Regions from separate parts of the Mus musculus genome. Here region 2 is linked to region 1. The links are chromatin loops, found by intact Hi-C in ENCODE. Cell type or tissue: gastrocnemius. All regions are shown on one strand. Each heading gives the region's core, and the rest is flanking DNA. Links, peaks and the distances in the headings are about the cores only.

What was found. A loop is a pair of places that touch in the nucleus more often than their neighbours do. Peaks named below come from ENCODE experiments on the same cell type or tissue, not always from the same donor. Only the 100,000 strongest peaks of a DNase experiment are listed, where the experiment ranks them.
Region 2: a loop joins it to region 1, with 2.3 times the contacts of the local background. A loop is called at or near these places in 2 of 42 quality-filtered maps.

Annotation. Positions count from the first base shown.
Region 1 is chr3:51,839,127-51,842,042 of GRCm38, reverse strand. All of the region lies in intron 2 of Maml3 (mastermind like transcriptional coactivator 3), which reads left to right. Among named protein-coding and RNA genes, the nearest start is that of Gm46803, 130 kb to the right of the region's middle. In gastrocnemius, for the core only: a CTCF peak has its summit at 1,458 (motif pointing left); no DNase peak of the experiment used is centred there; H3K27ac peaks cover 503 bases.
Region 2 is chr3:51,893,482-51,896,397 of GRCm38, reverse strand. All of the region lies in intron 1 of Maml3 (mastermind like transcriptional coactivator 3), which reads left to right. Among named protein-coding and RNA genes, the nearest start is that of Gm46803, 190 kb to the right of the region's middle. In gastrocnemius, for the core only: a CTCF peak has its summit at 1,661 (motif pointing right); a DNase peak (open chromatin) is centred at 1,707.

The DNA of each region.
Region 1 (2,916 bases), core at 325-2,824:
AAAGGTAAAAAAGAAACTGTGGGAATTAGCTTTAATATATTGTCAGTTAACAATATTAAATATTAAAATATCGTGCTTTTCAACATGGAGTCTATGTTTTAAAAAACAATGAACCCTATGTTCTATTCTTCTCTTCTACCAAACCTTGGATTTGGGCACGCTCTTTATATGTACAGCACACTCGATTTAGGTCAGCCACATTTCAAGGGCTCAGCAGCCTCCGGTGGGTGGCAGCCTCTGTGATGGACAGCGAGATGTAGGACCACGACAAAAACATCTGCTCTGTGATCAGGAAAGCAGTGTTCAGCGGCAGAGGTGAAGCAACGTGAAAATGTTTTGTTGGCAGTCCGAGAGCTCTAATACGTTAACCCCTTAGAGACTGTCATCCTGAACCGGAATGATCTATCGTTCCCCACCACCCTCCACCCAGCCAGTGTGTGCCCCCCCACCCCACCCCCGTCATCCTAATTTACCTGAGCTGACATTGGCCTCCCTTCAGATCCTTGCGCAACCCCAAGTGTGTCCAGTAACCTGGCTGCCCACACCCTGTCACCAACACATAGCATTTGTGAGCAGCCTTAGGGCGGCATAAACATCCAGTAGTGGGGTCGGGAACACCTGACCCCCTATTAACACATCAGTGAGAGGGGCTGGTGAGCTGGGCTTGTTTTCCAGGGTCCTGATGAGCTTCATTAATTATGTTGAGCAGGAAAGGTGTGCAGCTGGAGGAGCATCCACTTAGCTCTACATGAACGGGAATAATTGGCCAGTTGGCAGAGTGTTAAATTGGCCGTCTAGTGAGAGAAACTCGTGAATAAACACAATTTCTCCAAACCACTAGAGGCTGGTTTTGGAGGAGGGGTTCCCTCCCTGTCACCCTTCTAATAACTTGGGAACCTCCTGGTGTGGCCTAGCCTGAGAGAGAGAAGACCCTACCTTGGTAGGCAGGTGACATAGCCTGGAATCTGGAGCCACTTGGAAGCCAGAACAAACCCCCTGCTCCAGACCTTGACACTTCATCATCTCTTGGACCAGACTATAAGCAGGTTACAGATCCTCTCCAAACTTGAGGTTTTTATCTAGAAAACAAATAATAATAGTCGTATTAGAATCGTTACGTCCTTGTGTCTATAAAGCATTTTGAATAGTAGGGTGTTTCGTTTTGTGTTTCTTTAAAGTACTTTTTAAAAGTATCTAAAATTAAAGCTAAAAATAAAAGAGCTATGTTGGAAAAATTCTCATGTTATTTATGAATGGCTGTGTAACAAGTTATATTGCAAACTTACCAGCTTCCAGGGTAAAGGAGTCCAGGAATAGAATGACTGACAGTTCCTGGCCCTGACCTCTTGAGTTACACTCAGGACATCCCAAGGTCCTCTCAGGTTGCACTCAGTCATTGAGGCTGAGTTCACCTCTTGGCTCCACTGGGGTTGGAGTATCTGCTCTGTTAATAGCGCCTTCAGGTGGCCTCAGTGTGCTGCTACCCTGGCTGCTCTCCAGTCGTGGCGCAGACTTCTCTCAAGAGGATAAATGAGGGTAGATCGGGGTGGAGGCCTCAGTGCCTATCATGAGAACCTATCACGGCCCCGGACCTTCACTTTCTTCATTATTCCATACGTTAGCTGCAAGAGAATGAAGTCCAGTTACTCTCTAGGGAAGGACGATTAGACCCTCTCTTCAGAAGAGAATGTCAAGAATCTGTGAACATATTTGTGGACACCATAATTGCTGCGAGTGGCTTTTGACATTTCATAAAGTGGTCTTGGTAAGGGAGGGTTCAGGAAGGGGAGAGCTGAGCCGGCAGTGGTGAGAATGTGCTGTTACAGACGACGTTCTTGGCTTGAGGAGGACCGTTGATTCCAAGCCTATGAGACACAAGACATATCTCTCTCTCTCTCTCTCTCTCTCTCTCTCTCTCTCTCTCTCTCCCTCCCTCCCTCCCTCCCTCCCTCCCTTCCTCCCCTCTCTCTGATTTTTTGGTTGGTTGGTTGGCTGGTTGCTTTTTGTCATGGAACTCACTCTGTAAACCACACCAGCGTCCATTTCAGAGATCCTCCTGCCTCTGCCTCTGCCTCTGGAATTAAAGATGTGTGCCCCACCTGGCTGTACTGGGCATTTCTCTCCCTTCCCTTTAGCAGCCTCAAGGCTGATAATCAGGCTGAATACTGTATGCCTCACAGTACAAAATATAGTTCTATGGCTAAATGTGACACCCAGAGAGGACCTTTGTCTGTTAGTCACTCTAAATCCAAGTCATTGACAGGATTTTTCTGTTTCCTCTTTAAAATCTTTTCCTTTGCCTTATCATTTTTTAAAGGTATTTGTTGTCTCTGCCCCTTGTCCTCTGCTTGACAGGCTCCAACTCAGCTGTGCCTCTTACTTACATGGTAACTTCCTGCTTCTGGATCTTTCTGGGGCCACTATCCGCACACTCATTTCTCTCCACATTTGTGTTTATTCTTAACAACGCCTCAGAGCCCTCGGGTCCATTTCTTCTTCACATATGAATCACCTAGTAACATTCCTCCAGGAGCCACCTAACTGCACACCCAGCTGTGTTCACATCACTGCAGTCGTCACTGAGGAAGCAAAAGGCATGGCCCCTGCCCTTAAGACATTTCTCCTCTCCTACGAGCTGGATTTAAAAGATTGTATAAAATGATAGCAGCATGCAAACCCCTATTTATAGTCAAGAATGACATGTCATCTGAGATACAATGATTATTTTTTTCTTTTTCAGTGCCAGGGGTCAAACTGAGAGCTTTTGCCATGTAGGCAAATACTGTTGCACTAAGACACATCCCCACCCAGTAGCTTTAACAATGAAGTCCAAGGGCTCTGCTTTTGCACAGCTCTGAGTGGAAAAAGCAAGCTGTCCTTTGGATTAAGTGTATGTGTGCGATGTGATAGGAAAGA
Region 2 (2,916 bases), core at 158-2,657, 55 kb before region 1:
TTTTCTTTGTGAGGACTGAAACCTGTTCTCCAGTGTGACCCTTTTGACTTCCCTGAAGAAAAAGAGTAGCCAGTCGCCATCTTCCATGCGGTACTTTCATATCCTGAAGAGCATAATTCAATTGCGTTTTTTTTGCTTTGCTTACGATTGCAATGATCTGATTTTGCTGGAAGAATGTCTGTTGTAGGAACCATTTCAGCAGCTTCATTCAGAGAGAGCCCCTGGGTAGCAAGGGACACTTTGTCTGAAATGATGCTTGATGCTCACTCACCTGTCTGAAGGACAGAGACGTGATTTTGTGGACCCTGCCTGCTTCTGCCTGGGTTCCTTGACTGGGAAAGCTGTCCATCCATGCTGGATTCCCAGCAGCCCCTGAGTCATCTCCAAAGTCATCCATCCTAATGTAGAGAGTGCTACTTTTTCCTTACCCACACACACACGCCTTTCCTATTGTCTACCAGCATGGCTGAGTGCAAAGAAAATCATAGCTCTTTGCTTGCTTGTTCTTTCTTTATTTCTTTCTCTCTTCCATTTGTTGTTGTTTGTTTGTATGTTTGTTTGTTTTGTGGAAGAATCTCATGTATCCCAGACTGGTCTCTAATTCACTATGTAGTGGATAGAGGATGATCCTTCTGACTCCACCTCCTGAGTACTAGGACTGCAGGTGTATAACAACATGCTCAGTTTATACAATGGTGGGGATTAAGCCTAGGTCTTACTGCATGTTAGACAAGCACCCTTCGACCTGAGCTATGTCCCCAGTCCACCTTTCACTTTTATACCCAATAAGAATATCACAAACACAGCCGGAGGCATAGCAATCAGTTCTTGGTTGCTTCTTGAATCTGAAAGGTGATTATTCTACAGGCAGCCTAGCCATTGCCTATAAACAAAGCACTAAGCAGTAAGTGTTGTCAATGGTTGCGTGAACGCTAAGTTTCTTTGAGTTTAAGCTGTTCTTAAGATAAACAATCGAATCTACATGAATAAAGTTGTTGCAATGGCTTTGTGCTAACACAGTGATCTAGAAACTCTATGGTGGCTTAAGTTTTGTGGACGTTTTAATAACTGTTGAGTGATAATGGACAAAATGTGGACAATTCCTAATTTCAACAGTGCTATCTATCAACTATCCAAGAAGAGACCACTGAGAGGTGACTGTCAGTCGTGATGGCTAATCACAATCATGGGTAAATTCAATTTCATAACCACTTAGAAAGGTTTGCTTTTGAGTAGTTTTCTACCCTAATGGAAATTTAGTATTGCTGTATGACTGTGGTTCCACACACCTATAATCCTAGCATTAAGAGGCGGAGGCAGGAGCTTATTGACTATGAAGCCTGTGTGGTCTAGAAGGCCCTGTTGCACAGCCCAAAGTCTGGAGACACAGCTTCGTGTCCTTGTTTATATGAGACCTTGGGTTTTCTCTCAGCACTGCTTGCCCCACCTAAAGAAAATATGGCAGCATTGAGTGGTAAACCATAAGAGCAAATAAATACTCACAGTCTGTCTTGGTATAAATAATTTTGCCGAGGAGAAACAAGCAACTCTTTCTTAAGTAGAACTCCAAATGGTAACTATGGAAGCAGCATGAGAATCAGGGTCTCCGTGAGGCAGGCACCATCATAAGGAACAGGATGCACGCACAGAAGCTCCAACAGGGGGCAGCAGTGGAAAGAGACATGGGCTCATCCTCAGAGGGAAGGGCGGTGACTTTGTATAGTAGGGCCACCGGCACATAGCCACTTAACCAAGTGTGCTTGAGGGAAGCATCCCAGCGAAAGGCACATTGACATCACACGTCCCTTGATGCAGTACACTGAGAGGGACACAACATCACTGAGCTTTTCTGACAACGCAGAACCTCACTCCCCTTGTGTGAAGACACTACGCCAACCCAGAGGGACTGAGCAGCTTTTGCAGATAGGAAGAGACTGGGAAGAATAAAACCACCACAGGCACTGTGGGAGAATCCTGAGTAGGGTCCCAAGACAGAAAATGATGGAGAATAGAGTCGAATTCTATTATGGTCTATAGATTAATTAATAATATGTGTGAAAGTTAATCTCCTGTTCTTGAAAATTGAACCACGGTTATGTAAGACACCATTAGAGAAACTTGCAGGAGGGACCAAAAAAAAAAAAAAAAGAGCTTTTGAGCTGTTTTGCAACTTTTTTGTAAGTTAAAAAATGAACAGCATTTACAAAATTGTTCTGAAGGAGGGCTATGGGAATTAGTCATGTAGTTATTTCTTTAACCAAAGAAGAGCAAACTACCTGGTTTAAAAAAAAAAAAAAAGCCAAGCACTCAATTTCATCATTATCCCTTCTACCCAATATTCTTTGCTGTGTCTTCTATCCTGTGTTCCCACTTGCTTCTAGATGCAAGAAGTCCTTTCTATGGGGTCAGCAGAAGCTTATACCTTACACTGCCAGTGGATCTGGCTCCACTGGTCCTCTCCTGACATGAGGATGTATCCAGCTGAGTGTTGTCACTGTAGGCCTCCCTGGCATCCTGTGATGTCCTCTGCGTTGGATCATAATTGATGCTCTTGTTCTCCCCCAACCTCTTCTCCTCACATCGGAACATCCAATGAGGATGCTCCAGGTTCTCCATTTCTGGACTGTGGTCCATGACTGGACCATGATGCATTGCTTCCTCCACCCTTAGGTGTTTTCTTCCCCATACTTATCATACTTTTGAAAACTCTTTTTTTCACTTTGAATATGTTTAAGTATACAGAAAAGTAGAATGTAGCAAAGCTGCTCTGGCGTCGATCTGAACCAGATGAGTACTGTATTAGTCAGGTTCTCTAGAGTCACAGAACTTACGGACTGTCTCTCTATACTGAGGGCATTTGTTGTGATGACTTACAGTCTGTAGTTCCAACTAACCCAACAATGGGCAGCTGTGGAT